2 separate regions of the Mus musculus genome follow, and region 2 is linked to region 1. The links are chromatin loops, found by intact Hi-C in ENCODE. Cell type or tissue: left cerebral cortex. All regions are shown on one strand. Links, peaks and the distances in the headings refer to the core of each region. The heading gives the core; the rest is flanking DNA. Region 1 holds the start of Hgd (homogentisate 1, 2-dioxygenase). Region 2 holds the start of Ndufb4 (NADH:ubiquinone oxidoreductase subunit B4).

The links. Hi-C counts contacts between places; a loop is a spot of excess contacts. Peaks named below come from ENCODE experiments on the same cell type or tissue, not always from the same donor. Only the 100,000 strongest peaks of a DNase experiment are listed, where the experiment ranks them.
Region 2: a loop joins it to region 1, with 4 times the contacts of the local background. A loop is called at or near these places in 3 of 42 quality-filtered maps.

What each region holds. Positions count from the first base shown.
Region 1 is chr16:37,574,728-37,590,977 of GRCm38, forward strand. Hgd (homogentisate 1, 2-dioxygenase) reads left to right here and starts at 5,426. Exons shown (of 14, transcript NM_013547.3): 1 at 5,426-5,609; 2 at 13,964-14,035; 3 at 14,964-15,052. The coding sequence starts at 5,595. In left cerebral cortex, for the core only: no CTCF peak of the experiment used is centred there; DNase peaks (open chromatin) are centred at 9,342, 9,745, 10,078 and 10,684; H3K4me3 peaks cover 545 bases; H3K27ac peaks cover 2,613 bases.
Region 2 is chr16:37,644,173-37,660,422 of GRCm38, forward strand. It overlaps Ndufb4 (NADH:ubiquinone oxidoreductase subunit B4), which reads right to left and starts at 10,196. Exons shown (of 3, transcript NM_026610.1): 1 at 10,008-10,196; 2 at 4,842-4,988; 3 at 3,430-3,547. The coding sequence starts at 10,187. The coding sequence ends at 3,485. In left cerebral cortex, for the core only: a CTCF peak has its summit at 6,874 (motif pointing left); DNase peaks (open chromatin) are centred at 3,116, 4,125, 9,705 and 10,309; H3K4me3 peaks cover 1,883 bases; H3K27ac peaks cover 3,804 bases.

The DNA.
Region 1 (16,250 bases), core at 5,009-13,008:
GTGATCGCCTACATAAGATCTGCACAAGACAAGCCATCAACGCCCTTGTCTCTTTGTGAGACGAACCCATGCCCCCGCCAAGGATTTTGGCAGTTAATGGTTGATGGGGGAGGGGAGGCAGCACTCTGGCAGACAGGCAGAGAAAACATAAATAAGAAAGATGACATGCGCTGGCTTCTTCTCCCAGGACAAAAAATTTGACAGGCTTCACCACCGCCTCTTAAGAAGCTCCTCCCCTTGAGAAGCTCCTCCCCCTGAGAAGCTCCTCCCCCTGAGAAGCACCTTTCAACTCACCTGTCTAAACTCCCTATGTCCTAGGCAGGTCCAGACTGGGCCGTATGCCAGAGAGCCCACCCTTCTCTGTCAGCGATGACCAATCCAAAGTGAGGGCCGGGAGGACCCTCCTAGGCCACCTTTAAAACCCCAGCCTTCCAGGACTAAATAAATAAATAAATAAATAAATAAATTTATTTATTTCACCTGGCTTCTCTTCCTGCTCGTGAGAAGTAGTCTAACTCTAGTCAGGTGAACACATGCTCTTTGCTTTTTTTTTTTTTTTTTTTTTTTCATTTTCTTTACTCTTTGCTTTTAATAAAACATGTTTGTTTGCTGTGACTGGTTTATTTCCTGACTTTGAAATCTTTCCTTGGCCAGAAAGCACAGACCCCACCCAGGTCTTTTACACAGTCACAGCATCACTAGTAAGATGTCCTTGTACCTATAAACAGGCTTTCCCCTGTGCTCCTTTAAGTAACTTTGGCTGGAGAAAAAAAAAAAAAAAAAAACGCGAGCCATAAAAGAGGAAGAAAAACCAGTTGGGAAGAAGAGGTGGGAGGAGAACAGAGGGTAAAGGCAAGAAATGAATATGATTAGAACACGCTACATTCATGTATGAAGATAACACAGTGAAGCCCATTATTATGTATAATTAATATGTCAACACAAAGGAAAAAAATAACCAAGACTTTGTCACATTCTTTCATGACAAAGCTTTTCTCTTAGTCTAGCAAAGCACATAACAAAGTATTTTAAAATTGGCTATAAACAGACAATGTGTAATATTCAGTAAAGTACATGGCTCCAGGAGCTGGGAGATGAAGCCTTTCCAATCAAGCCTCCAATTATTCCCTTTCAACACACACACACAAAAACCTAAGGTGTTGAATTATAGATCATTAGAGGTAATACTTAATAGTAAATGACTGATTTTTGAGTTCAGAAGTGAATAAAAAATTGCTTGCATTAATATCTATTTTCATGTGAGCAAAATTTTTAATGTGTAAAAGCACAAAAAAAAAACCAAGATTAAATGATACAATCTCGCAATTTCAGATGTAAGGGTAAGTATTTTCAGAGCTGCTACGGTGGCTTAACAGGTAAAGGTTCTTGCTGCCAAGCCTGACAATGGAATTTGATCTCAGGACCCGCATGGTAGAAGGAGAGAACATGCCTTAGGCCAGTGCTTTTTAACCTTCCTGATGCTGTGACCCTTTAATACAGTTCCTCATGTTGTGGTGACCCCCAAACACAAAATTATTTCATTGCTATTTCACTGTAATGTTGCTACTGTTAAGGTCATAATGTAAATATCTGATATGCAGGATATCTAATATGAGACCCCTTGTGAAAGGGTCCTATGGCCCCCCAAATGGGTCACTACCACCGGTTGAGAACCACCTCCTTAGGGTGTCCTTAGACTCCATAGCTGCACTGTGACAACCACCTCAGCAAAAAAATAAAATAAAATCCACTGAATATTTCTGTAAATTGTGTGCCTCATATTTAACAAGTTATCCAAAGAGGTCATGTTTCTGGCCACTAACCTAAAGAAGAACCTTACAGCCTGGGATCACATGCTGTGACGATTCTGAAAGTGCAGTTGGGGGCAGGGGAGAAGGCTGAGGGTTTGGGGGTTGGTTTTTGTTGTTTTTCTGGGTCAGGGGTCACACTGTGTTGCCCAAAGCCAGCCTCTGGAGCCTAGGTTAAAGCGAACCACCTGATTCAGTCTTCCAAGTCTCTCGGATGACATCCTCAGCACCATTTAGAATGCTTGCTTTTGATGCTTTCCTTTAGACCTTTTCTTGGGGATCTTCCAGGGAGAGTGCCGTTCCAACCTGCTAGATGAGAAAGCAAGGGGATGCCTGCGAGCTTCAAATCTTGCTTCTTGGCTCACATATCCCCAACATTGACAGTGTCATCCTTCCGCTGGGTGTGTTATTAAAAGTGGCTCTCCTATACAGCTAACCTCTGTGTCCTCTGCTTCAAGAATCTGCCCAAACACTCCTGTTCCTGGAAGGCTTCTCAGTAGGAGACACAACCCACTCCTAAGTTCAGCCACACTGCCCCACACACACTGCCCCTCCATTTCTGCCCCACATACAGTGTACTGACCCTCCATTTCTCTGTCAAATATATATATATATTTGCTTCGGTTAATTAAAATGGCAAGCCATTACACAAAGAATCAAGGTCATCCATACCTGTGTTTTGTTTTGTTTTGTTTTCATTATTCTCATCCGCTGTATGTTTACCTCACAATACCTGACATAGTAATTGCAAAGCAAATAATTTATTGAATCATTGTTATAAAAGTAGAAAAGGAAGGAAATTAAGTTAGCCTACATAGGAGAACTTCCTAAATCGTATTAATAGGTTAATCTTGATTTAAACATTTCCAGAAACCTAAATCAAATCTTATCCAGCCAGGCTTTTCTGATTCCTTTTGTCTTTCACGCAGGGAAACACTTTTTTTAAAATTTTACTTATTAATATTTATATAGGGTTTTTCAAGACAGAGTTTCTCTGTGTAGCCCTGGCTGTCCTGGAACTCACTCTGTAGACCAGGCTGGCTTCAAACTCAGAAATCCGCCTGCCTCTGCCTCCCAAGTGCTGGGGTTAAAAGGCATGTGCCACCACACTCGGCTGTGAAACACATAAACCTGCCTTCAAGCAGGCACTGTAGAAAAGCACAGCACCGAGGCTGTTCCCTGTCACTCATAGGCTCCTGTGTGTTGTCTTTTTAACCACCAGAGAAAGTTAGCAGTAGGTAATGAAGCTCCAAGGTTCTCATAAACTCAGGCATGCAAGAATTCCTTTCCTTGAATCTACTATGTTTCAAGTCTGTGTACTGTATAGTTAGCCTCAATAATACAGGGGTCTCCATCCACTACTAAGTTTGTATATAAAACCCAGAGTTTATATGCCATATAATGTCATATATCCGTGCACTGTGGTTCCCTGTAAGCTGCCTGCCAGAAATTAGTCCACGAGTTTGTACGTACATCCCTTATTTCTCTTAACATGCCCACGGGGCTGGCCCTCCATGTGGAAAACCTCATTCACAAGCAAACCATCGCATTGCAACTACAGTATGCCACAGTCCTGAGCTCTGAAGGTTGCTTAGTCCCACAATCTAAAGACATGAACTCAGATAGGCAGTCTGGATCCATTTTAGACCTGAACATATAATTTTTAGCTGTATGGTTAAATTATCTATACTGTTAATCAACCACTCCCAAACTCATTAATGTAGGGTATGCCATTCTGTTTCTTCCCAAGTCTTTCAGCCACCGAACTGGGCTGGGTTTACCTCATGGTTCTTTTGGTCTCACCTGGAATCAATTACATGTCTGCAGCCATCTGGTACCTGGATTGCCTCAACCACACGTGGCAGATAGGATGGGCTGTGGAGCTGCTGCCTGGCCCCTGGAAGCTAGTTCCACCTCTTTACATATTAGTCTGAGGTAGCAGGAAATATACACATATCTGTGCAATTTTTCAAGTCACTGTGTTATGTTTTTCAACATCATGTTTACCAAGATGCAGAGAAGAAAAAGGCTCCATCTCTTGACTCTTTTTATAGTGAGTCTCACTGTGTTGTTCAGGCTGGCCTTGAACTCAAAATCTTCTTGCTTCAGCCTCCCAAGCGCTGGGGTGGCAGGTGTATGCCACTGTGGCCAGCTAAAGATGCTATTGACAGAGGGAACAGTAAAGTTGTGTTCAAGGGGCACATAAGGGAGAATCTAGGCAATGTTTGTAGTTACTATGATGGTTTCTCGCTCCACCCCCTCCTTTACTCCTTCCTCTCTTTCCTTCCTCCCTCCCTCCTTCATTCCTTCTCTCTCTTTCTTCCTTCCCTCCATCCTGAGGTGTCCTACAGTAAGAAGTTACATGCCAGAGAACAGAAAAGTAAAGAGGTAAAAGGAAGCCATTTAAGCTCAAACTTCAAGATTAATCAGCAAAGAAAACCACTTTCATACTCCCCTTCTGTATGCTGAAGATCGGCCTTCAGTGGTACTCTACATCTGATTTTGGAACTAACCAATCAACCAATTGGTAGTCTCTGTGGCCTTGTATGTCCTGCCCTTCTTATCTATAGGCTCAGTGTGAATGCTTCCTATTTCTTTAACTCCAGATTTTATTGTAAAGCAGGAACAATGCTCTAGCTACTCTCTAGTGGTGTCATTCCTGTACTGGGGACTCTGTTCCAAGATGGGTCCTTTAACTCTTACAGATCAATAAGCCCTTTACTATCAGAACCCTCTAGTTGCAAAAGTCTGATTTATCATTCTCTTCTTTTTGCCCATTTGTTTACAAATTAGGATTTAGCTGCTGGAGAATCAGCTAAGTTGACTGACTCAGCTGTATTTCCTTCCTGTGCTGTCGAATCTGAGTTTGGAATAATAAAACCTACTTTGCAAAATTGTTTTTGTGGAATTAAATGAGGTAATGTCTGTGGGGGAAATCTGGCCTAGACTAGTCTCTCCGTATACGTTTCCTTCCTTGAACACCACCAGTCATAAAGTTGCTACTGTCCAGTGATAGCCATGAATGGCTAAGATAAGGGACAAGGGAGTTCAGAAGACAGCTGGACAGCAGTCTGCCTTCAGAGGAGTAAAGGCATTAGCAAACAAATGGCTAAAGAATTGTAAGCATACTGAACACATTCAAAACAAGTGACAGCAAACATCCCAGTTTACTTTAAATGCAACCAACATGAGGCTGTCAGCAGTTCATGATCTGGGAGCTGAGCTCATGCACAGGAGACAGTGGCAGAGAGCATCCAGTCCTTGTGCCCTTCTTCGGGCTGCTTGCACCAGGTCAAAGCACATTGCAGGTTTTTTTCCATGGGCACTGGATACTGGCCCTGCACCTTCCTGACCTGAGTCAGGACTAAGAGAGAATTCTCTGTTACATCTGGCAGGTGCTAACTCTTAGATAGCTTTACATCCTCTGCCTTTGGGGAAAAAAAGACTTCCTTAAAGTGGAACAAATAATTGGTCAATGTTTATATCAGGTGAAAGAGACCAGTTCCTGGGGAGGTGGAGGGAGCTCTCAGAAATGACCTGGGGTTAAAAAAAAGAAAAAAAAAAAAGGTTGTGCAAGAATTTCGATGTAAGCACATTGGACTTTCTAACTAGTTTCTAACTTGTGTGTCAGTTAAGCAACTCTGCCCTGAGTGACCTCCCGACCAAGGAAACACAGAGAACTGGTAAAAATCAACAACATCCGTCCAGAGAGGAGTTTTAAAGAGACACGGGAACATTGGTACCTCACAAACTCCTTGGCCTGGGTCTCCCTCCAGCAGAAGGGAAATGGCAGAGTTAAAGGTAAGAAACCATCTGGCTGGATTTGGATTAAGACAGGAGAGTGTTCTAGGGGAGGGGTGTCACTTAACCTGGACGGAACATCAAGCCCCAACACTAGAAAAAGAAAGGACAGAAAAGAAATGGGGAGAAAGGAAGGAAGGATGGAAGAGCTGGAATGAAGAGATGTCTGACAGGTCTATTAGCCTTCTTCAGCAAGAATGTGTGGGGTTTCCTGGTGTCAGAGTTGAAAAAGACTTGTGGGTTGGGGGCTATAGAGATGGCTTGGTGGTTAAAATACTCTCTGCTCTTCCAGAAGACCTGAGTTCAGTTCCCAGAACCCATTCAGCAGTTCACACTCCAGGTCCAGGGGCTCTGACACCCTCTTCTAGCCCTGTGGCTTCTGTAGGCTCATGTTAATGTACACACACACACACACACACACACACACACACACACACACATACACGAAGGAGCTCAGCCTAAACCCCGTGATCAGATACTGCACCACAATGGTAGTAGATGTGATTGAGCTGAGGTGACAAGCAAGAGGTGACAAAAAGCAGTAGCATCCTTGCCTTTGTTAAGTCCTAATATTGTCGTGTGGATCTGAGAACCTATTAAGAGCTCACCTTCTAAATGGATGCATGCATTTCTCCCTGGGTCTCCTTGCCCACTGCTCTCTATCATCCTTGCGGCTGCACCCTCCTGGACTGCTTCATGCCAGCCAGCTCAGTGTGCTTCATCTACTTAGCCATTTGGTAGTCCAGACTCAGCTTTAGACAGTACTTTTTATTTAGCGTGCCATTGAGAAGAATTAGTAGGCCACGTGCTACATGTGCTAGGTGTTTTAAGGGTCCATTAGCATTCTAAACCTAGTGAGTACATGCTTTTTTTTTTTTTTTTTTCTATTTTAAACCAATAAGGAAAGCAAGGTTCATAGAGACAAGGGGACTCATCCAAGGTCCCTACTGGTAAATGGTGGAGGCCGTAGTAGAAGTCAAGAGTTTGAATTGCAGGCCCCCAAAAGAGGGTTGGTGGCACCTGCTAGGTTGGACCTTTGGGTCAGGGAAAAGAAGTGTGTCCCCAGTGTCTAAAACTCTTCCTAGTGCTCAATGTATACGACCATAACTAGAATGCCCTGGCACATTGGCTCAAGCTGAGTAGGGCAGGCAGGAATTGAACATGGCCAGGAAGCCTTTCAGTAAAGGCTGGGATGGTAAACCTAGAGGGTCCCTAATTAGTAGATACCGTGAAGGTGCTAAACTCCCGAATAAGGAGTTTTTCTCCTTTGTTTTCACATCAGATTTAGAGTTAGCTTTCATTCAGTGTTAGTTTGTGACACAGCAGTCAACACAGCCTGGGAAGGGAAAAACTTCTCAAAAGAAGCTGTTACTGGGTGAAGTGACAAAGGATTAGTTAGACCAGAGGAAAGGCCTGTGTGAAGATGCATAATACACAGAAAGATCTGTGAATCCCAGGAACCTAGTATTTCAGCTGTCTTGGAGCTGCTGCACGGATGGAGGTGCCCAAGAGGGGACCGATATGTAGATGAGAATCGAGGGGGAAGTGGGCATAGATAATGGGGACCATTATGCCAGTTGAAGATGTGGAGGAAGGAGAATTCATAATAGTTTTTGTTTTCTGATGGAAATCCTAAGAGGAAGTTCATCAAGGGAGGAAACATCCTTACCATTTATAAATAAATCATATCTAAAATCCTGTCCTGCCGCAATTTTTAAGCAACTTATTATGCAAACGCTACCACATGCAAATGGCATGCTGGCCTTTGTTCTCAGTTTCAAAGGCTTGCCCAGCCTGCTGTCTAATCTCCATAAGGAAAGGTTATTTCAGAGGTCAGAAATCTAAATACAGAAAGCCAGATCAAAGCAGACCCATCCCAATCAATAAACATTATAAAAATTTAGCATCTTTCATTCCTTCCATCATTTCAATGGCTATGTCAACCTCTCGTGAAATCATATTTACATAAAATCACAGCTAGAGAAAGAAAAGTCAAAAGCTAAAACAATTGCATCATGTTTAAAATGAATTTGTTACATTCTGGACTACATCACTTCTGTTTGACCATTCCTCAAATAAAAAGCTGGTTTCACATGTGGACTTCGGGCCCCACCAGCAAACCCTTGACTCACTAGATTGGGTCTGAAATGATTCTTACTGTGAGAGGACCCATTGACCTATGGTTTCCTGTTGGGTTACACCAAATTGCCATAAACTTACTGGGTTAAAACAGCACACTCTTCCTGCACTTTGGGAAAATAGATATTTGAAATCAGTCCCACCGGGGCCAGCCTCAAACTGTGAGCATGGTTGTGCTTGTCTGGGGGGCTCTGAAGATTTCTCTGGTTTCAGTTTCTAAAGAGTCCACATTTCTTGGCTCTCAGCCCCTCCTTTATCTTCAAAGCCCCTCCTTTATCTTCAGATCTCTGTAGATTACCTTCTACCTTGGTCCTAACAAAACATGTGAGATTACATTTCGAGTGCACTCAATCTAGAATCTCACCACCCCCAAAGCTGCTTCTGTATTTCTATCTGCAAAAGGAATACATCTGTTCACCTTTCCAAGTTCATTCCAAGTTATGTTGGAACAACTGGAAAACTACCTCAGGCCTTGGGTGAGGCAGCCAGAGGTCAGGGAGCCCTTCCTTAGACTCCTTCTCAAAGAATGGAGACCAGAGAAGACAGAGTAACAAGGGTGACAGAGACCAGGGGAAGAACTGGCTGCCTCTAGTCAGGTTCTTAGTGACATGGGCATGAAAACTGCATTTGACCCCATGACATGAGCCTCCAGGGAAAAATGTCTGCTCTTCCTCCTCAGGCCAACCCAGGAAGATAGAATTAGCTGTGAGAAGATACTTTCTAAACTTCACACTCAAAGGCTGTTCTGCGCAGCCCCATACTCAGGGAAAGGTATTTGAGATGAGATGGCTAACTACGTCTTTGACCATGAATTTACCTTCTAGGGACAGGTACTTGACTTTACTGTCACTAACTGACCTCTTAGCTTTCTGGCCAGTTTAAACTCTGCTTTGTTTCCTTTACCTGACAATTGTGAGCCCCAAGTCCCTTGGCTGGTCCTTTTGTCTCATTTTTTGTCTTTAGTCCCAAACAAGGTGTTGGGTAGCGCAGGATGGCCCTGAGCTCATTGTGGAGAGGAATGACCTGTCCCTTTTCTTCTTGCACCTCCCAAGTACAGAGATCACCGGCTGAGCCACCCACTTGGCTCCTGGTTCATTGTTAACTAAGCGTCTTGAGGATGGTTTGTCAGGAGGTTGAGGTTTCAAAGTTCTAGGCCTATTTAAATATAAGTCTACTCAAAGCCTGACTCTTAGTTTCAGGCATTAAAAAAATAAGACACAATGATCATTTCACACCATTACTCAGCCTGCAACAGCAACGTTCAAATTTCCCTAAGAACCTAGTTAGCAGAAGACATAGATCCTTTCAGTTTTTTTTTTAAGAGGAGCCCTAGGCTTGCCCCCCTCCTCTCTACCTCCCGCCCCCATGCTTGTCTCTATTTCCAGAACACCCAGTAAAAGGAAACAAGGTGCCCATGTGCTCCCCCCCTCAGGTGTTACCTGGAACCTGACTTCGAACCTCTTTAAATGAGTCTGCTAAGTACATCACATCCTGGGGACCAGGGGAGAATGGAAAAGCTGTGTGCCAGTGAACTGCTAAAGAAGTGAATGTACCCAAGCCACGTGGGCCCCTGAAATGCATTCTTTCATTTAGCAAGTGTGCATATGATTCTCTTGGGAAGAAAAAAGATCGTATTTTTATATAGCATCAAATTATTCAGGAATCTGAGCTGAAGGAAACATAAACACGCTCGCTTAATGTCAGGGTTTTGTTTTGTTTTGTTTTGTTTTGTTGCGGAAAGTGCATCTTTACATAAGCCCAGAGGCAGCTGGAGTGCAGCTTGGGTTTCACAGCTGATAAACCCAGAGTTCAGATTCTGTCCTTGGACTCCGAAGCCTTGAGACAGCAGCTGCAAAACACAGCTCCCTCCACTGCGAAGCCTCCGGCGGCAAAAAGCCTCATCTAAAAGCTCTTACAGACGCCTCTCTAATTTTGCTCCTGGAGGGTTAGGAAGACCGACCATCTAATGGTGACTCAGCAGCTGCCACCTGCTTTTTAAGCTAGTGCACTTCCAGGAGGCAGGGGGAACAAGGATTCAAAATTGCTCCGTCCCACCTTCCCTTCCTCCCCTAAACTCTTCCCCTCAGAGCTTTGGGTGGCTGCCTTCCCAACCGACAGCTGTTCTTTCTGTATTCTTTTCCTTTTTCCTTAGAGGACAGCCTTAATCAAATGCTTTAGAATCACTAACTCTCGTTTTCTTCGTTTCGAACGCGCCTCTAACCTCTGTTCAGAGGCCAGCGGTTCCAAAGAGCAGGCAAGGTTAATCAGTAAAATCCACCCCAGCCTGCCAGAAAGCTCAGCTGGCCCGGACAGCGCTCAAACCTCCCTTCTTCCCTGCGGATAGGAACAAAGCCGCCGCCCAACAAAAGAGAGGGCTCTGTCATCCTCCGCGGCTTCTGTCGCCGCTGATCTACAATTCTGTTCACAGAACTGAAGATAATTTGAGGTCATTACTGAGTCTCAGCAGCTCGAATTCAGTCCTGTTGGTGGTGAGCATGAGGCTCATTTTGAGAGAAGAAAATTGTACTCAGTGGAGGTTCAGGGTAGCGGATGGTCTCTGCCATTACCCCAAAGCTATAATTCCAAACTGCATGCAGCTTGGAACAAATCTCATTATAATAGAACTCACAGTTGGGGGGGGGGGGGTCTGATAAATTTTCAGAGAGATTAAAAAAAAAAAAACGTAGGGGTTGAGAGATATTGCTCAGTGGCAAAGCACGTATGCATATGAGGCCTCAAGTTCAACCCCAAGCAACACCCCCTTCCCCATCCCCGCCCCCAAAAAACTGTGTCTGATGGCAAATGAATAATTTCACTCCCATTGCTTTCTAGGTCATAACATTTCATAGTCTTTCCAAATATAGACACTGCTGGCCTGATCGTCGCTCACACATCCAAGTCCGTTACATCCAGCTCATTCTTGTGCTTGCTGCCGAGAACTTTGAAGGGCCTACCCTCCACCCACACCCATCCTCCTTATATCTCTTAAAGAACTGTGCTCATATGGTGATATTTCACTCACCCAGTAAGGCTGCGCTCTCCTTATCTTAGGCTAAAATCAACTCCTGTTTAAGTTAGAGCAAAGGGAGTTCGAGTCCCAGTCACCATGGCAATCATGCATACCTCCTGTGTGAGAAACTCCCCACAGATGCTCACTGGATAACTTCCATGGGCCGAGACACAAGGTACACAGGGGTAATAATACACACATCACACACACATACACACACACACACACACACACACACACACATGTTGGGAACTAAGGGGGGAATAGGGGAAGAGGGGGGAGGGAGGATAGCCCAGTCCGGTGTGCTAAGCATTGCAGGAATGAGTCTGGGGTCACAATGGATGAGCAGTAACTGGGTCAAGACGCTATGGAATCTGCTGCTCATCCTCAAATTGCCCAAAGGATCATAAGCATGATTTCATGCAACCATTTCGTAAATAAATTTCCAGAGAGGGAATTAAGACGTTCAAGGAGGCTAATGGGATTCTGATGCATCTAAGGCTTGGGGCAACTGACATATCGAGCCACCATGGCTCTCACAGTTTGTAGGCCAGCATATAAATATCAGCTGTGCACTCATTTCCCAAGAAACAGGAATGACTTCACTCAAACTAGCAGTTACATGGTCCCTAGTTCGGTGGTCTATGGACCATTAACCCGATAACTGAGATCTTTATCAATTACCATCAATAAAGCAGTCTTTACCATAGAAGTTTTAAATTTTTCAAGGGATGCTGTAAGTTATCTTGTTGAGAAACTTAATTTCCCCCTCTGTGTTCTAAACCTAAGAGATGGCAGCCACAATAGGCTCCACTGAATTTTTCTGAAAAGACTGGAGGCTGGAATATCTCCTGAAAGCCTCTCTGTCTGTCCTTAACTCAGCCCTTCTTTTCTTGTATCCACACTGTATTAGTCAGGGTTCTCTAGAGTCACAGAACTTATGGATAGTCTCTAGATAGTAAGGAATTTATTGATGACTTACAGTCGGCAGCCCAATTCCCAACAATGATTCAGTCGCAGCTGTGAATGGAAGTCCAAGGATCTAGCAGTTACTCAGTCTCACGCAGCAAGCAGGCGAAGGAGCAGGAGCAAGAGCTAGAGCTAGAGCTAGACTCCCTTCTTCCAATGTCCATATATTGTCTCCAGCAGAAGGTGTAGCCCAGATTAAAGGTGTGTTCCACCACACCTTTAATCCCAGATGAAAGGTGTAGCCCAGATTAAAGGTGTGTTCCTTAAACTCGGAGATTCAATCTTCTGGAATCCATAGCCACTATGGCTCAAGATCTTCAAACCAAGATCCAGATAAGGATCTCCAAGCCTCCAGATAAGGGTCACTGGTGAGCCTTCCAATTCCGGATTGTAGTTCATTCCAAATATTGTCAAGTTGACAACCAGGAATAGCCACTACACACACAAATGCAAATACACACATCACACACACACACACACACACACACACACACACACATGTTGGGAACTAAGGGGGCAGGGGGAAGAGGGGGAGGGAGGATAGCCCATGTCCAGCCAGAGTTCCTCCTATGCTCTGGGCAGGTGGAAGTGGGAGGGCTGCCAGATGCTTTCCACTCGGCCCAGGTGGGCATCTAAACCACTGACCCCACTCTCCTGGGGGTTGGGGGAGATGGTAGACAAGGGGCAGCCCCCAACCTGGGGCCCCAGGGTGACACCCTCAGCCCCGGGGTTATGGGAGAAAGGGCTGAGGGAGAGGGGTTCCCAGGAAGGCAAGAGTCCTTAGTCCATGCCTTGACTGGAGCACAGGAAGGCCTTCCATTGGGAGACTAGAAATGGCTCATTAGAGGAAAGCCTATCCCATCATCCAAGTGCAGCAGGCCTTGATGAACAGAGACAGTCTATGGTTTTAGAGCTTTATTGTAGAAAGGCAGGGAGAAAGAGAAAAAATAAAAGAGAGAGAGACTGGCCATGACCAAGAGGAGAGAATTTGAGAAAGGAGAGAGAGAAGAAAGACTAGAGTAAGGGGTTAGAGAGAAAGAGAGAGTGAGGAGGGGATGAGGAGAATAAGAGAGTAAGAGAGGGAGGTGGGGCCAAGCAGCCCCTCTTATGGTGGACTGTTATCTTTACTGTTGCTAGGTAACTGGGAGGAGTCTAGCCTGAAGGTCAGAAGCTTGGGACATTGTCTACATGACTACTAGCCACACTTCTCCTGTGGGGGCTGTGGGGGCAGTAACAGGAGCCTTGAGTTCCAGGATACATGAGGGGACACCTACCGTGCCATGTAGGTGAATTATCACCACTCCAGGGTTCAGACCTCAGCTCAACTGGAGACCAGACTGTCTGTGTATAGCCCAATGCCACCCCCCCAAACACACACTATATAGATAACCCAGATGATGTTGACTCCTGTGGAAGGAGTTTTCTAACAAACACGTGCCTGTTGCTATAAATCCCCATACCTCCTTTCAGTCTGAGGTTTTAGTTTCTTGTTTGTTTCTTTATTTTAGGGTGTGCAAAGGAAAAGGCGCTGCAATGTACACCCAGCAAGTTACTGCTAATTTGGAGTCAAAATGATGACCAATCCATGTCCCTCCCAGGAATTTTCAGACAGGACCAAAATTAAAGAGCTTATTCTTGAAATGGGATCATTAAAAGCAAGCTTATAAAACCAGACAGGAACAGTTAAGGGTAGAACAGTCTGTGAAATATCCAGCATTCCTCTGGTTTAACTGCAAATATTTAAAATGCACGCAACACATATTTATTTCCTAAATGGTTCACCAGCCAAGACCCAGCAGATATTACATACAGAGAACATCATACACAGATACATGCCCTTGTGGCTATTCTTGCCTTTGTAGAATGCCAGTGTTGTAAAAATGCTCTCTAAAGCCTATAAAGGGCTGGGGATATGGCTTGATCACTTGCAGCTCAGGTGTCAGGATCAGAGTTTGGATTCTCAGAAAGCACTAACTTGGAAGATGTAGAGTCAGCGAGTCCTGGAGCAAACTGGCTAGTCAGCCTGGTGGTGAGCCTCCAGTTCTGAAGGTGGAGAGCAGTTAATGAAGATACCCAAAATCACTGTGGTCTTCCACATACACCACAGCTTCACCCACACTCCCCACACACACACACGCGTAAACATGTATTCGTGAACACAAGTGTGCACACACACCTACACAAATAAATAAGTACAGCTCGGTAACAATGAAATTTGTATCTCTGTCACATGTAGTACATTTCTGGATTTGGGAATGAGTGTGCTTCAGAGGATCCTCGCTGTCCAGGTTCCCTGCCCAAAGGACAGGTAAGAATGAGCGGAACACGTGGTATGCTTCAAACCAGAAGACACGCCTCTAGGCCCAATCACTCCACCCAATACTTCTCTTCAAATTTAGCAGGTGAACTGTCCCATTTCCAAGATCATTAGGAAAACGGAGTAACAGCATAATAGCAATAAAAATATTAAAACTGGATTTACATCGGCAATTAGTCACAGCAAAGGATCCAATCCAAATTAGTGAGATTAACTACAAGGCTTCCAGGATATACCTCAAAGTCTAGGATTTTTCCCCCCCCCCCTGGGAGCTCTGTGAACTCCACATGAGAAACTAAATTTCTTGAGAAATATACGCACAGTTGGAGTAGTAAAAAACTACACTAAAAAGGTTTAGTTTCAAAAGTTTTGGGTGGTTATTTCATGATATGGAAAGTACTTATAGACTGAGCAAAGTGGCCTACACCAATAATCCCAGCACTCCAGAGGCAGAAACAGGGGAAGCTCAAATTTGAGAGCAAGTTGGGCTACCAAGACCTCTCTCAAAACAAAATAAAAGAAATGCTCATGATATATTATGTCCTTTTCAAGAGAAAAAAATCCTGGTTATTCTAAGCCTGTATGTCTCATGGGATCCTCATTTTTTTTTTTTTTTGAGGTTAGAACAGAAAGAAATATACAGACATTGAGTTTCTTTGTTTGGCAAGGTAATGTGTCATCATTTATAATATAAAATTTCCACAATAAGCCTGTGTTACTTCTCTAACCAGGGGAAGTCACAAAGGTATTCCAACTGTACATGGGTTGCAGGGGATAGTAACGTGTAGTGGTCCAGAGCCTCCCCTATTCAGGCCGAGATCCCCCCCCCCCCCACACACACACACACTATACTGGTTGATGGGAAGATAAGATGCTTTGGGCATTGCAATGATACCATGTGTTGCCTCCTCTGTTTTAGAATAATCCTCAGGTCTGCCCCTACAACCTCTACGCTGAGCAGCTCTCGGGATCAGCCTTCACTTGTCCACGGAACACCAATAAGAGAAGGTAGACGGCGAGATCAGCTATGGCTTACAGTCTGTGGGAACGGTTCCCCAGACACAGTCGCCCCAAGGTCCTCCTTGTGAGCTGCGTTCTGAGTCACATCAGGGGCATCCAGGCTTGTTCCCAATGAGCGGTTGGCAGAGGAAAGCTAAGGAACAGCTGTACAGGGGCCAAAAGCACGCACGTCCAGTTCCAGTACAAAGGTTCTCTAGAACACCACAGGAAATGTTCCCCACAGTCTGACTTCCTTCTAAGGATTCTATAGCTTCAAATGATAGTCAGAGAAGATTCAGACATTTTTTCCTGGCTGGCTAGAAACATTATGTTCTTTGCCTGAAAATTGATAATCCAAGCTGACGTGCTTGAAAGGTCATGTAGTATGGCCCCTTGTGGCTTGAATTAATAAGGATTTTCCTCTTTGGAATTTGCCTTTCCTGGAAACCAGCACAGTCATGGCATAGTGTGGCGTATCCTGTGCTCTCCCTAATCCTAAAGGCTACCTCAGTGAACTTGCTCGCTAATCAGCTTCTATGCAGCAGGTTGAATGCAGATGCTGAAGACCCAGGAGGCAGTTAAGTGTTGTGATTTGAATTAATCACATCTAATTGTAGGGATTTCAGGGCAGGTCTGTACAAAGAATGATGTTGTTGGCTTAGGAGGTTTGAAGGAGAGTTGGAGTGGGTCTTATGCTGCCTAGATAGAAGGAGGAAGTGGGTTTATCTCCACTGAATGGAGTCTTCCTGAGAAGCAGATGGGCCAGTGAGCACAAAGATCCCCATAGGTGCTAAACCTTGCTTCCCTTCATGATGCAACGATTCCACTCTGCAGGCAGCAGGTCCCCTGCAATTAAGCCCTTGCTCCTTCTTCTACAGTTGTATGGTATTGAACAGGGCGTCTACCCTTTCAGATTCCCTTCATTGGTCAATTGGATCCTGAGAGACAATGTAGGTGAAGGAATGGGGGAAGAGATACAATCTTATATTTGTCCAAAAAGCAAGGATTAAGCTGGTTATTGTGAACACCTGTAATCCCAGTACTTGGAAGGCTGATGTGGGAGAATGAAGAATCTGAGGCCACCCTGGTACTGTGTCTCAAATCACCAAACCAACCAAGCAAACAAGACACAAAACAAAATCAGACAGGTAATCAGAGGTTGCTTCTACCGTTATCTAATCGCTTCCTCTAGACAAGATAAGGTAAC
Region 2 (16,250 bases), core at 2,794-10,793, 67 kb after region 1:
AAGACCCTAGGTTCAGTTCCCAGCACTGAAGGAAAATGGAGGGAGGAACATTAAGGGGAGGTAGGGACAGAGAGCTGTTGTGGGGGGAGGGCAGGGACAAGTTAGGAATGACATGTAAATTGAGAATAAGCATCACATGAGTCAAGCAATCCCTACCTGCACCTGTAGGTCTAAAGCGGCTTGCAGGCCCATGTTTGCAGAATCGCATTCTTCACGAAAGCTTTCTTCCATCACAACAACTACTTCTTATGTCTTCCAGGCTTGACCCTCTGAATCATTTCTCACACCTTCGGTGACTTCTGACCCCAAACTGTTTGCTAATTGATCGGGCTCCTTATTATTCCAGGTCCCATAATCTCCCCGTGTGTATATGTGTGTGTGTTCACATGCACACATATTTGTGCACAGATGCACGTGCATTAGAGTGTGCATGGATGAGGCCAGAGAACCTTGGATGTTGTTCTTCAGGCGCTAACCCCCTTGGCTTTGGAGTCAGGGTCTCTCACCTGCCAGGAGGTCCTGATTAGGTTAGGTCAGGGTGGCTGGGTGGTAAGCCCCAGGGACCCGTCTCTGCCTCCCCAGAGCTGGGATTACTAACATTGCACCACCTCTGGCTTTCTAAGTGGGTTCAGGGATCAAACCCAGGTCCTCATGCCTACACAGTATGCTTGTTATTGACTGAACTCACTCTCCAGCCTTGCAAGGATTGATTTTGATTGTGTCATCTTGATTGTTTGAGAAGTGCCTAGCACACTACTAAAGCATACACAGGTGTGCCTGTGAAGACGTTTCCAGATTAATGAGGTGGGAAGACCTGCCCTGAGCAGGAATGGCAGCCGCCTCAGGCTGGGGTCTAGATGCAGTACAAAAGGAACAGAAAAAAAAAAAAAAACCCACTAGGTGCATCATCTTGCTTTGTGTCCTGGCTGCCATGATATGATCTGCTCTAGACTGTTCTGAGCACCCCTCCCCCGTGGAGTGAACCATGAGCCAAAATACATCTTCCCTCCCTTACACTGTCAGGTATTCTAGGCCGTGAGAAATGAGACAGCTGTAGGGTAAGATCATCTCCATATGAGATGCAGAGCCTTTCATTGTCAATGACTGTGGGGCCCCAGTGATAGTCTGAGGTGTGTGGGGAGGTGCCCACCACAGAGCTAGGATGCAAGTGAACAGCAGCAAGACCTATTAAAGGTTAGCTACCGTGTCAGCTTGCCGACAGCATCCCAGAGGTTGACACACACGATCAATGCTGTAGTAATCCTGTGAAGCAGAGGTCGGAAACAGTGCCACGGCTAGCCTTCCTGGGTGGAGCGACCAGCAGTAGGACTGGTCCTTTCTGCCCTCCTAGTGATGGGATGGAACACGCGCTTTCTTTCCCTATACATTGGGTTTACTTTTCTCCTACCTAGAGCTGGGCATCAAACCCAGTGCCTCTCATATGCTGGGCAAGCGTTCTACCACTGAGCTATATCCTTGATCCCCAAATTTAGGTTTCTCTTTTAAATTTGTGTGCTTGTAGGCAAGTGGTGTGCTGCACCTCACACGTATCGAAAATTTGTAGGACTCAGTTTTCTCCTTCAACCATATGGGTTTCAGTCGTGGTGGCAAGTGCCTTACCCACTCCATCCCCCCACCCACTGGCCCAATCTAGGCTTTGATGAGTAAGATACCCTGATCCACTGTGGGGGACAGGGACAAGTATCCCTCCAGGGAAACTGTAATCTAGACACTTCACTTATATTCAGGTCACTTGGGTTTTTGTACCTGGGAGTCAGTCAACCAAAAAGGTTTGCACTTTGCCAGCCTGATTCATAACTGGCAACACTGGTATGTGGCCACAAGGGCACTGGCGTTATTGCCATACAACTGAGGGTTGTTGGGAGCCCAGGGCACTCACTAGAATATCTTGGTGCTTCCATCTCAAAGCACCTGTAGCCATTTGATCACGACAGTGATCTAGAGTATCTAAGACTGTCTTTTTTTTTTTTTTTTTGGTTTTTCGAGACAGGGTTTCTCTGTATAGCCCTGGCTTTAGAAACAAAGGTGCCAGTGACTCCATCAGTCAAGTAATCCCCATTTAAAGTGATGGCCAACGAAGGGACATCTAGGAAGCAGGACTGAGACGACCACAGCCCCACAGCCAGCTGTAGCAGTGTGGACCATGGCTACCCCTCCTATACTGTTTGGTAGTTTTATGCTGTTTAATGTGTGCAGGTTAGAGATCGGCACGGTGCCGACGATGAAATGGTATACTTCTTGAGCCACCTCCCATCCTCAGTCGCACTGCTGCTAATACTTGGCTTAGCACCATACTGCCCTTGCTGTATGCCCTAATGCCTTCCTCCGCCGTGTAGGAAGGGCTCAGCCGGTCATTCTGAGGCACCTGAGATGTACACAGGTATCGCCTGGGTAACTCTTGACCATGGAGATAGGACATTTGCCTTTTCCCATGTTTGAAGGGGAAATTCTGTGTACAGAGGTCTTCAGAATGCTATGGGAGCCTCTCCCTCTTCCCAGGCCCGCCTTTCAGGCTTTGCTGTCTGTGGTAATGGAGGCTAATGCTGGGAACAGATGAGAGATTAGTTGCATATGCTTTCAAAGCTAAGACCAAACACATATGTAAATCAGTTCAGACAGCATGCTGCCCAACCAGGCTCAACTTTACTATCGCTGTGGATGAAACCCACCAGTTCCAAACTGAACTACAGGGAGGATAGCGGTGGTTTTTATTGGTTCATACTATTTCATTTTTATCCTCATGGCTTTATGAGGTGAAAGGCATTGCTATCTCCATGCTATAAAAAGAAAATGGAGACCAGAATTCTAGCTGCTAACTCCCAGCTAGCTTTTACTGCAGGCCGGCTTTCCAGCCTGTGCCCTTAGCTGCCATCCTTCTGTTCCTCAGCGTGATCTCGCCATCCTCACTTTCTTACTCCAGAGGCAGCAGGGTCAGACAAACCCGGCAGGCCTTGCTCTTTCCCGTTCCAGCTTGGCCTGTCAGCCTCGGGGACTTCAGAGACCAAACTGAATGTCTGTCGGCTCCGAGCCTCTCAGAGAGAGCTAGCGCCTCAGCAGCAGCTCACGTTCCCAAGGATCTGCAATGTGTGTCACGCTCGCTGCCACCTTCTGCTGTGCTCACACAGAAGGCTGGAGACGCGCAAGGACTCAGGCAGGAAAGGTGCAGACACTGAGCTGCTCAGGGTTCTCTGAGCTGTGCTTTCCGACTCTGACTACTGTCCCCTCAGGGCGCACCCCAGCTGGCCACAGGTAACACTCCGTTGCTGACTAACAGATGCAATGAATAAACAAATGTGTCTTCACTGACCATTATTCTCACACACAGGTTCCCAGCACAAGCCGACCTTTGCTTCTGTTTTCTAAGGTATTAACATGCTTCGGCAATAAATCCAAGAAAAAGAAACTGTTCGGTGATTAATTAATAGGAGATTTATTTATGCAAGAATAGTCATCCTTGCCGAACTTAGTAGGAGATGTTAAATTTTCTGTCCAGTTTTCCTTCCTGGATAAGTCTTTCCTTTCTGTCCTGTATAGATGAAAACAAAAAGAGATAAAATATTAGCAAGCAAGTCATTCTTACGAGTACAATGGAATAACGGCAAATCAGGAATAAAAACGTAACTGTAAGCCCATCTCCTAAAGCCCAAGGACTTCGAGGAAGTAATAAGGAGCTAAAGTTAGGACGGTAAGAAAATGCATCATTCAAAAGTACCTTAGCTATTCTTTAGTGGTCAGAAAGGAACTTCCCCATTCTTAAGCAGAAATCATTTCTGTCTTGTTTTGAGGCAGAATCCCAACCTACAGCCAAGGCTAGCCTGGAACTCAGTTGTTAACGTAGCTGGCCTCAAACTCATGGTGCTCCACCAGCCTCAGCCTCCCCAGGGCTAGGATTACAGGTATGAGCTACCATGCCTAGCTTCAAAAGCAGACAGCAAAAGTAAATGCACACAACTTCTGGAAACGCATGCTGATGTACCAACCAAAAGATAAGAGCTCACGAAGAGGAGGCGGCTGGCCTCTAGTCTACATGGCTACACAAGCGCTGGACTGTGCCAGGAACGGGAATGGAGCAGCCTTCTCTGGGACCACGCAGCCAGGCCTCTGAAGACAGCAACTGGCATGTTACCCCTGCTTCCGTTGTTGGGGTTTCGTGTGTTTGAAGAGTAACTAACATGCAGAGCTCAGCAACAGAGCTAAGTGAGCCATATGTTCTGCTAACGCTCATCCAATACACACCATCTCTAACAAATGCACCAGCAAAGCTAAAGGACTCCAGGGTATCCGAAGGTCAGACACAAAACAAGTTCAGCTTTAACCCAGACAGGGTCACTCATTCCTGTAATCCCAGTGCTCAGGAGGCTGGAAATTTGAGACTGGCCTGGGTGACATAGGGAGATCTCAATCCTGTCTTAGTAAAATCAAGTTTCTATATACCCTCTAATGAGAAAATTAACTTTTAAAAAGTTGTTACGGTATTTACTTGCTTAATCATCACATTACAATTTCTCATATTATCTGGGAAAAAAAACCCAGGAAGACTCATGAACTGAACTCTACTCTCATAAATTTAAACTGACCCTTCTGTTACTTTTTATAAACTGCAAAGTCACCATTAAATTAAACCTGAAAGAGCCATAGGCTGCCATGTTGTTGATTTTTTTAAAACAAAGTATCAAATCAAATGAAAACTCCAACTTTTCCGAGAAAGGAATAAAGACATGTGACCAAAAGAGACACTGGGAGCCATCACCACTAGGAACTGCTGGGGGCACCTAGGAGGGACTTCTCAAACCAGCTAAACATCTAGCCCTAATACTTACCCTGTCTGTTTTGAAAACATAATACCAGAAGATGAGGGGCCCAAACCCTGCCACAGCTCCTAAAAGTGAGTTCTTGGGAGTGGGCCTGAAATTAGGATAAATATTTGCTGATCTTGCATAGGTCCAGCGAATCAAGGCAGGATCCTCCTGAAAGGAACACAAACACAGACTCGTCAACCTTAAGGAGGCCACGCTGAGGGAGAATTCACCGGGGCTGCTGTGAAGGAGCCCACCAACCTTGAACCCAGGCTTTCTGATCTCCCCCTCCCAAGTCTGGAATCACAGGACTGTGCCATGACTCCCACCTGACTGGTTCTACTATTCAGAAACTTTATTCCCCCCCCCTCCTTTTTTCCCTTTTCTTTTGGTTTTGGTTTTTATTAAATACGGTCTTGCTCTGTAGCCTTGGCTAACCTATAGCTCAAGCTGGCCTCAAACTCATGACAACCCTCCTGTGTCTCAGCTTCCCAAGTGCTGGGATCATAGGTATGCACAACTTTCTGATGATCCTGTTCAAATTCTGCGTGATTTAAAGATTCTTTTCTCCCCTCTAGCTTTCTATTTCCAATGTAAGATTCCTAATTTTAAACTATCCGAGAAGCCACCTCTCCCGATTCATCACTTTTAAATGTCCCACAGACTTAACCTCCTATCTCTCTTGGAAGTGGCCATGAGACCCACCCCACAGCCCAGATGAAGAGAGATCTCAGATGCTCTATCAAGCTTCCTATTTTGCTTCTAGCATCCTTTCTAACGCTGTCACAAGCGGCCTTCCCTGCTAAGTCAGTTGCAGGAAGATGAAAGCAGGCTTACCCTAACTCTGAATTATATGTTTTTGCTTTCTTTTGGTTCAGAAGATCAAACCAGGGGCATTATGTAAATAAGGCATGAGCCCTAACACTGAGCTATACCTCTCGCCATGAACCCTAAGTTTCTAAACTAACTTGGCTGGTGTTTGAAAAGCAAACTGTTACCTTCCACACTACTAAAGTCTTGGGGAAAAAAAAAGGTCAAAAGGTCAAAATTGTAAAAAAAAAATCAGCTTATCTTGGCTAAGAAAAAAGTAATTTAATATATTTATACTAAAATAATCTCCTAAGAATAGAAAATCTACCCCAAACACATAATTAAACTTAATTAGCTAAATCCCCAAATGATTCTACAAAATTATTCTCGCCAATTAACTGGCAGATTAAAATAAGCAAATAAAATCAGCTTTAGTCTTCAGTATGCAGCATGAACATCTAAGGTCTTAACCAACACCAAGCAGCCATGATTGGCAAGACTGAAATAACTTCGACATTTACATTTCAAACTAAGCTGAATTACAGCAATTCGACCCTGAGGTGACCAGCTATAGCTCGAAGGTAAGGGAGCCTTGATGGAGATGCAGTCAGCCTTTCAATCAGGTTGAAATCCCTCAACTGCAAAGGTGATCAGTTCACTACCAGTCAGAGAAGTCTAAACCTAACCTCCTGCTGCTCTAGAAATGAACAGTATGGTCGCATAATAGTAACCGGACAAGCAGAGCAAGGCCAGAGATGAAATGCATCTGAATGCCACACAATGAGACCTCTCAAGTCACCAGTCACTCACTAGTCTGCACTTTAATAGCTTCCAGATCTGTCTCTGGAATAGACATTTCATTTCACAAAATACCAGTAACTTCATGACCAAAACCAGAGGAAAAAGCTGAAGAGATGGCTCAGTGGTTAAGAGTGGTTAGTTGTTGCTCTTGAAAAGGACCTGGGTTCAGTTCTCAGAGCCCACCTGGTGGCTCACCACCATCCCTAAGTCTAGTTCCAAATGATCCAATGTCTACTTCTCGCCTCTTCTGGCATCAGGCATATGTGGTACACATACAGAAATGTAGACAAAACACTCATACAAATGAATTAAGTAGGGCTGGTGACATGGCTCAGCAGTTAAGAGCATGAACTGCTCTTCCAGAGGTCCTGAGTTCAATTCCCAGCAACCACATGGTGGCTCACAACCATCTTTAAAGGGATCTGATGCCCTCTTTTGGTCTGAGGATGTATATGCAGCAGAGCACTCATACATTAAATAAATAAACAAAAATTTAAAAAGCCAAACATAAACATTTAAAAAAAAACTTATTTTAAAAAACAAACCAAACAAATGAATTAAGTAAATGGGGGAGGGGGTTGAGGCAGCTTTCCATGTCACCACTCAATGTCCAGTGAAATGCCAGCAGCCTCTGGTGTGGGAAAGCCTCACACTTTCCTCTGTACTTCCCGAGTCCATCTCTGTTTGGCTTCCTTCCTCTCTGCCCATTCTCTCTTCATCTCTTTTGCTCTTTTCCTTCTGTTGTTTTTCAGTGTTTTAACATCGGGCTTTAACTTTTGCTGGGCTCTCTTACATAAGTTCACTCCATGAAAGAGGTCATCTGGTCACATGACTTTAAGCCCATATGGGCATGGCTACCAACAGCCTACCTCTAGCCCTAGACCTCCATGTTAAACACAACATCTACCCAGGAGTCCTAAAAGTACCATAAACTGATCTGCCAATATTCCTTTCAGTCCACCACCACGTGTGTTCCTATCACATTCCTGTTGACCTTGGAACCATCCTCCCCTTGTCTCCTACACCAGACAGTTGCACCCTGCTGAAGCCGGCTGGATCTGCTTTTAATACCGCCCATCCTATTCTCACCACACCTTGCCATCTCACAACTACTGTCACAGAGCCCATTAACTGCGAGATTTAACTACTACAGAGATTTAACTGCTGCAGAGGCCTCCTAGCTCCTCCCTCTCTGCCCTCACTTCCTCCCAGACAATTCTTGAGGAAACAAACTTGAGAGATTTTGTTAAGTCTCCGTTATGTGACTGCCTCCTCAGTAGAGATCTTTACAATGTCATACAAGGTCCATGTGATCAAGTCGCAGGGATCTCTTTGACTTCGGTTTGTCACTGTACCCCCCACTATTTTATCCATAACAGTCTCATAAGAAACAAAACTTCATCATCGAAATACATTCTATGTAATTCTCACCAATGCATCTAATATAAAATAAAATAACACAATTAATAAAGATGTTATTTTTAAAAAGGCAATCATGTTATAAGGACATAAAATGAAACTTGGCTCCACCTCCTGAGTACTAGGTCTGCTAACATATTTTGAAATAGCTCTCTGGTATAGTTTGAGATATATTAAATGCTAGAGCTGGTCTTGTACCTACAGTGTCTTCTAATTGGCACACTCTTTCCCTTTCCCTCAAGCTAACTCCTTTGGTTCACTTCTTTCAGATCCTTACTTAAATGTCATGCTCCAAGAATGGGATTGTGGCTCAGTGGTGAGCGCTTCCCTCCCATGTGAGACCATGGATTTGATCCCAAACACTACAAAACAAACAAACAAAAACAAGATGCCCAAAGCCCTGTTCCAAACAGGTGCTTCCTTCCCTGGTGCACGCAGGGTTGACCCCACCCTTATTTTCTGTACCACTCACCACCGGCTCAAACACCAAATGATTCAGATTTCTAACGCACTTAGTATTTGTCATCCCCATTCCAAACACAGGTAGCTCTACAAGGCCAGGGACTTCCAGCTGGCTTTGTACTCTCAACTCAGCATCTTCGTCTCATAATAGGTCCTGAGCAGTTATTTTTGACCTAATTAGTTACCCCTAAAGACTAGACAAAGGGTGCACAAGTTTTGGCTGGTAAACGATTAATGGGGCAGCTAAGGAGGCAGGTGTCTCTATTTCTATTAGAGATGCGAAATGGAAACTTCCCTGGGTTACAGAGATCAAAAAACAGACGACTGGGGGTTCAAACTTCACATCTGACTGAGGCCTTACTCTAGTTACTTTTAAAAAGTTAAACAAACAAACAGGCCCCGTGTTGTGGTTCATGCCTTTAATGTGAGCACTCACAAAGCGGAGGCAGGTTGATCTCTGTGAGTTCAAGGCCAGCCTGTTCTACATACTGATTTCCAGGACAGCCAGGGCTGCTGTATATTCAGACCCTGTCTGAAAAAAAAAAAAAAATAGTAACAATCCCATGCTATCTAGCTTATAGTATAGAACAGGTGTATCTCTTTCACCATGTAAACAAAGGTCTGCTTGAGGATACTCTATCTGTGCAGAAGGTAATATAAGTCACACAGACTAGGGTGTGTGACCTGTTTCTGGGTGTCACTGTCCATACAGTCTCATCTAGAAAGCCAAGAGACTAACACAGTAACCTCTGTGAATGACTGCGACATTTAATTTTTTTAAATGTCTTTCAGACCAGGCATGGGTTTCAAGTGGCAGTAACCCCAGTATGTGAGGCTGTGGCTGGAGGACCTGGCATTCTGAGCCACCTGGAGACTAGCATTGAACCTGACCACTTTGTGTAACTTTCCCTTGGTTGTTCTAACTTTCAAAAATGATAGAGAATATGTATGCAATTGTTGGAAAATCTTTATTTAAAAAAAAATCCCATTTGAGATATTTAGACAGCTTTTACAGAAGAAACTGTCTAAAAGCACACTTGCCAAAATATTTTTTTAGTGATGTATGTTACATACATAGTAATGCTACGTACTTTCTTGTTTGATTTCACAAATCTGACGGATGCACACCATTTTCCACGAGAACACAAAAAAGCTATGGTTTGAGAGGGATTACGTAAATTGCCCAGGGATCATAGTTGGTTATTATATGGGGCCATGAGGTCTGCTTCCAAAGCCGAATGCATCAAAGCCTCAGCTTCTATAACACACTTCATTTGAACAACCCCTATTCTCAAGAGAAAGAAAGAAGTGTCCTTGAGAGTTAGGAGCTGAATGGCACAAAACAGCTTTTTATGCAGTACACTTGGGAGAACCGGGCTTGAGCACGCCCTTTTCGAGGAAGATACTGTGCTAGATTAGTCAGTCATGTGTTAATCTGCCTCAAAAGATATGAAGGACCATATTATGGCCATGTTTCAGACAAGAAAGCCGAGACTATGCAGAGTGGAACAAGTTTCTCTAAACCAAGGGGGAAGCCGTCCGATCCCTTTGACCACTGAGCCGAAGGCCGAAGTTGAAGGGCCAAGGGCTGTGCGGCTCGGGGCCGGTGTCCAGCACACGGAGGGAGCTGGGCGGCCCCGCGTGTGCCCACGCGAGATGCGGCTGCCCCGGCCCACAGTCCCGCCCGGCCCCACTCACGATGTGCGACACGCGTTTGGGGTCGTTGTACTGAAGCAGATACTCCCGTTTAAGCCGGGCCCTTATGCTCAAGCGCTCGACCTGCGCCCTTCTGGTCTCCGGAGACACGTCATACTCGGCAGGGTCGAGGGTACTGGGGAGAGTGGCCAGGGGCGCAGGCTTATACTTGGAACCCGACATCTTGACTCCCGGCGCACATCTGCGCCTGCGCGGATATGAGGGCTGCCCTCTCGAGTCTGACCTTCAGGCTCAGGAAGTGCGCCTGCGCGCGCACAAGGCGCTCTGGCAGGAAGGGGCGGGAGAGGGGTGGGGTTCGAGGCTGGGTGGAGCCTTTGCCAATCCTCCTTCACGCCCTCGTCCCGCGTATTCTGCGCGTGCGCACTGCTTCTCGTTTTGCCTCCTCTTGTCTGGTGGTAAACTCCTTTTCTCTCTGTGCTACTACTTGTTTGCAGAACTGATTTCCTGAAGTTGAGTAGACTAGAGGAGACTGGGAAACTGGGTTGTCTGTGACTCCTGAAGTCCTACAGTCCAGGGTGGGTTCTTCCAACCTGGGTGACCTTGTCATTAGTCAAGGTCATTAGTGTCTCCCAAATTTCCTTTTTCTTACCCTGGAGAAATGACCTTGACTCTGCACTCCTAGCAAGGTTGTTGGAATTAAATGAGACATTGAAAACAATGAAATTGCTTTTCAAACATTTCCCTAGCTACGCCCCACCCCAAACAAAAAAGAGAATAAGCTTTCTAAAGGTTACCACTTTAGGACCAATCCACTGTTAACCCCAAAGATGGGAGGAGAAAGACCACCGACTCAGATCATCTCGTCCAGATTAATTAAAGTCAGGTTTTTATTCCTGTACACGAGCTGCCTCCCCCTGCCTCCTCCTAAGGCAAGGTTCATTGGATGTGAGGAAGGCTTTTATAGCTCAGAGGTAGAGGAGTTCTAAATGGGGGATTTGTGGCAAAATAGGAGTTACAGGAGCAGAATATAGGCATAATAAGTTAGTCTCCTGAAACAAAGACACAAAGGCAGTCATAACAGCAGGTAGTCATACAAGGTACCCATACAAACCTTTTGCAAGATAAACATTAACTTTTTGAAACAAAAATGTGAGTGCTATTCCTGGAACAGGCAGTACAGAACCATTTGTAGTTAAGGTTACAGGTGGGGCATAGCCCAATCTTTGATTAATTAACAGCTTTAATTCATCAAGTTAATTTGTTTAACTTAGTTTGTCTTTACTATCAGATGGCTTTTAAACCTAAGATGGAGGCAGACTGGTTCTTCACCACCTAAGTATAAGCTTATCTTTTGAAGACATAAAATACTGTTTAAAAGGAGAGTGGGGTTACAGAGCAAGTTTTACCTGGCTGTAGTAGATCAGAAAATAATAAAGAATGAAACTCCTGAGTAAATACCTTAGTGAAAATGCAAACAAAACAAAACAAAAACACCTCTCTTAAATCCTCAGCACTCCTCAGGTGCTGAAAGTAAAAGACATCCTTTCAGATAGGAAAGTAACAAGCAGAATAACAGTGCATTCCCGCAAACCCTTGGGAGGCTGAGGCAGGAGCTCTGAGCTCAAGGCCGGCCTGGGGTACACCACAAACCTCTGTTTCAAGAGAATAAGAACAGGAAAGATGATTTGGAGAGTAAATGAAGGTAACATGCAGCTCTCAGCATCTCTGCACCTCCCGCTCCCATCCCCCCTCCAATGCTCCACCCCCTGTCACCACCCCTCCTTACTCCCTCCCACTCACACTCCTCACTCCCCCACCCCCACCCCCACACACTATCACTAAGGGGAAAGATCAACTTCAAGGCACACAGCAGGGTCCTTAGCTTCCCATAAAACACTCCTCAGGAGGCAACAATGGAAACAATAACACCAACAAGGAAAGCTAGATCAAAAAAGAGCTTCAACTTGGCTCAAACTTCCGGGGACATGTAGGTATGTGGGGGGAGTGGTTGCTAGGCAGTGACAGGGCCTAGAAAGTGTTGGCACTGAAGTGATGAGCAACAGCACTGCTGTCAAATTTATTCAACACTCTAATACTGTTTTAAAATATTTATTAAGCACCCCTGCATGAAGCATACCTTACACCATTCCGTCTTAGTCAATCTTCTGGGCTCAGTAGAGAAATTACACAAGAAATGGAAGCTGGATCCTTGTTATCCGCCCCCCCCACCCCCCCACCCCCCCACCCCCCCGTAGCTGACAGTCATGCAGTGAACAGGCAGAGCAGGATATCTGCAAAGTAGTTCCATGTCCAAATGAATATGAAGCTAAATCGACTCATAAGAAAGCCTGCTTCAGGGCAGTAGAAAAATTATTACACTCAATTTAAAGAAGGGGGGCGGGAGGGACGGGGATGGAGAAGGGGAGGAGAGGGGAAATGGGGGGGGGGAAGAAAGTTGTTCTCAAAGATGCAGGTTTAGGATGTAAAATTCTAAATAATAAATAAGATTTTAAAAAACCCTTTTAAGACATTGATATGGGAAGAGAAGGTGAAAAGAATAAAGGAATTCAGGGAGTATGTGAGTATAAGCTGCCCATTTACAAAGTTGGAAAGGGATGTATTTGTGAAAGAGAAGCATTATTAAAGTGAAATATTTGCATGCGTTTAAGGGGTTATTCCTGTGCTTTTGAGTTCTCATAAACATGACTCAAGATGACTGTTAAAGGCCTGGGATTTGGCTTTGTTTTGCAGGGACATACAATTCACTGAGTGCTTACTGTGTATCACATGCTACTCTGTTCTATGTATTTCAAGTCCTCAAATACCGGTTATTCCCACTGGAATAATGATGGGATGCCTTGTCAGTTTCCATGACGATGGGTTTCACGGGACGTTTTCATCCACATGTCTAATGTATGTTGATCGTATTCATCCACTGTCACTCTCCTGTGCCCCTCTGCTCCCACTGAGTCCCGTCCTCTTCCCAGCTCCTCCTCCTCCTGCTCTCATGTCCTTTTTACTGGTGGTCCAGAGAGTCTAATTAGTTACATACAGGAGTATGGGTGAGGAGTTATTTAGAAAAGCATGGACAACCAGTAGCTACATCACTGGAGAAAATGTCTTCCCCAAGCAACCATTAGCTCATCTGAGAAAAATGGGGCCTCATGAGTTGACTCCTCCCCCAGCAATAGTTGACCACCTATATATAGATCCCCAGGAAGAGAGAGGGCCTGAAGAGTCTTTCTCCAAACCATACTAGAATGCTAAAGGACCCAATCTTGTACAAGCCTTGTGCTGGTAATCACGGCTTCTGCCAACTCATGAGAGCAATTGCTCTTTCATTCCCAGAAGACGGTGCTCCACAACACTCCAGACCTTTCTCTAACTCTTACCTTCTTTCCACTCTCTCCTCTGAGATGTTTCCTGAACCTTTAAGGGTGTGATTTCGATGTCCCATTTAGTGATGAGCATTTGACAGTCACTACTTATCAGCCCTTTGATGATTTACATGTTTCTGCCACTGGGGGTTAGGGGAGAGAAAGAAAGAGGAGAAGGAAGAAGAGAAGAGAATGAGAAGAAAAAGAAGAAGGAGGAGGAGGAGGAGAAAGAGAAGAAGAAGCTTCTCCAACCAACGCTGAGCACAGCACTGCTCTATGGGCATGAACACAAAGAGTGAATTGAGAAGGCACGTTGACTAGCACAGCAGGTCTGTTTAGTAAGACAACAGTGGTAGCTTCCTCAGTAGGACACATGACTCGCCAAGTCACAACCTTTTGACTAGGTTTACAATACCACACCTCAAGTTTGTAACAGTTGATCCCGTAGTGTGCCAGTGGACATATATTTCCAAATAGTCCAGTATTGTAGCACACAAGGTCCATAGCTGGGTAAGACTGCTGATACCTTTTATCCTCCAGGAGCCTGAGCAGTACCTTCCAGCACTGTGAAAAGCTTCTGGCCCAGGTCCAGCTCGACTGCTCTATGTCCTACAACCAAAGTATGTGCTGTGGGGTCTTGCCATCTACTTGTCGTAAGCACCAAGAGCAATAGCAATAGTCTGTGTTGTTTAGGGATTCTCATGGGCCTCTGTGGCCACTTTTACACACACACACACACACACACACACACACACACACACACAAAGAAGTTTCTAAACTCCTGCTTTTGGAGATTCAAAATTGCTGTGGTAAGGAAACTTAGGAGGCAGAATTCACCCCAGTTTCCTAGAAGGGTTCTTGTAAAATCTTGTGTGCTTGGGGCACAAAGAGATGAGTATAAAATGCCTATTTCATCTTGAACACTAGATTTCAGAGTAACCTGAAAATTCCCTCCTTCGTATCCTCCAAGATTTGGAATCCAGACCTGGGAAAAATAAAAATTCACTTATATTTTAGCAAGTGATGCTGTTCCCTTTCCTGTGTTCAGAAACTGTGATGAACACTCATAAACCATACTAGGACAACTTTATTTCTTCTCCAGATATCACCTTTACAGGCCTTGAGGCTGTTTCCTCCCTAAGACCTGCTACTCTGTATCGTTGTCCAAGACTGTCTCATCTGCTTTTGTTTTTCTTCTCTTTTGGATGGATTTTAGAGATGGGTTGCCAAGTTCTACAAAAAGAAATTGAGCTTCATGAATCCATTCATACAGAGTATCTTCCCACCCCTCCTCATTTATGTCCCATGTCACCATTATGTTCTTTAAATCCTGCCTTGTGACAGCTCCTGTCACCTCTGTTATTAGAGTCATTCCTGTTACATTGTAGGGTTTTTAAAAATAATTATTTATTTTGTATATGTGCATACACTTTACCTGTCTTCAGACACACCAGAAGAGGGCATTGGATCCCATTAAAGATGATTGTGACCCAACCTGTGGTTCCTGGGAATTGAACTCAGGACCTCTAGAAGTGTAGCCAGTGCTCTTAACAGCTGAGCCATCTCTCTAGTCCACATTGTAGTTTATTACGAATGCTTTTGTTACTATCTCACTGTTTCTTACTAGAATGAAGAAATATTACTAATTCATATGCTGTTCCAGTATAACAGTTTTTAAAAGTCCTACTCCTTTTTCTATGCCTTGTTCTGAGTTTTTACATAAGTCATTCATTCCTTATGCATGTGGAAGCATTGTCTTTTTGTTCCCAAAACAGTGCTTTTTTTCTCTCATCTGTTGCATCAGCCATGACTTCCGGTGTAATGCTGTGAAGTAGCAGAAATTGTCTCCCATCTCGTTCCCAGATCTAGTAGGGTCCTTGGGTGTTTCATCATTAAATGTTATTTTCTCCAGTAGGGTTTGACAGAGCCCATTGTTGAGTTAAGAAATTTCTCTTGTATTTCTTGCCAAAATGGCCTTTTAAATCATTAATGAACATATAGTTGGTCATTTGCTATTTCTATATTTTTGACACATTATCAACTGTTTTCTCTATATTAGTCTGTTAAAAAAAAAAAAAAAAGACAGAAAAAATCCTTTTGGTTGTTCCAAGGTGAAACTTTCTTTTTATTCCAGAGTTAAGCTCACTCCATGGGCCATTCTGTGTGTTTCTTGATATACGTATAAATTAAATTAACATTTTACTTTTAACTTTACCGTTCACATTCACAGATGAGTTGGCTCTATATTATGGAGTTATATATATATTTATATATAATATATATTGTATATATTATATAATATATTATGTATAATATAATATATCTCATATATAATATATTAATATAATATATAGCATAGTATATAATATATTTCATATATGATATATTATATAACATGCTATATATTATATAATATATTTCATATGTACTATATTATATGTACTATGTAATATATTATATAATATATTTTATATATTATATATTTAATATATATTATAGAGTTATATATAGTTTTGTCTTATTCGGTTCTTGCTACTTTTGAGTATATTTACATAAAATGAGTTGAATATATAGCTTTTTTAAGGTATCTGTTTAAAGATATTTATTTTGTGTGTATGTATGTGTGTGATTGTGTGTGTGTGATTGTTTGTGTGTGTGTGTGTGTGTGTGTGTGTGTGTAAGTGTGTGTGCCTGTGGGTATGTCTGTGTGCTATGTGTGTGCAGGTGCCTGTGGAACCAGAAAAGGGTGTCAGATCCCCTGGAGTTAGAGTTATAGGCCAGAGTGAGCTACACAGTTTGGGTGCTGAGAACCAAACTGAGTCTTCTGCAAGAGCAGCACCTGCTCTTGAGCACAGACCTGCTTCTCTAGCCCCTATCTCTATTTCATTATTATATTTTTAAACTCTTC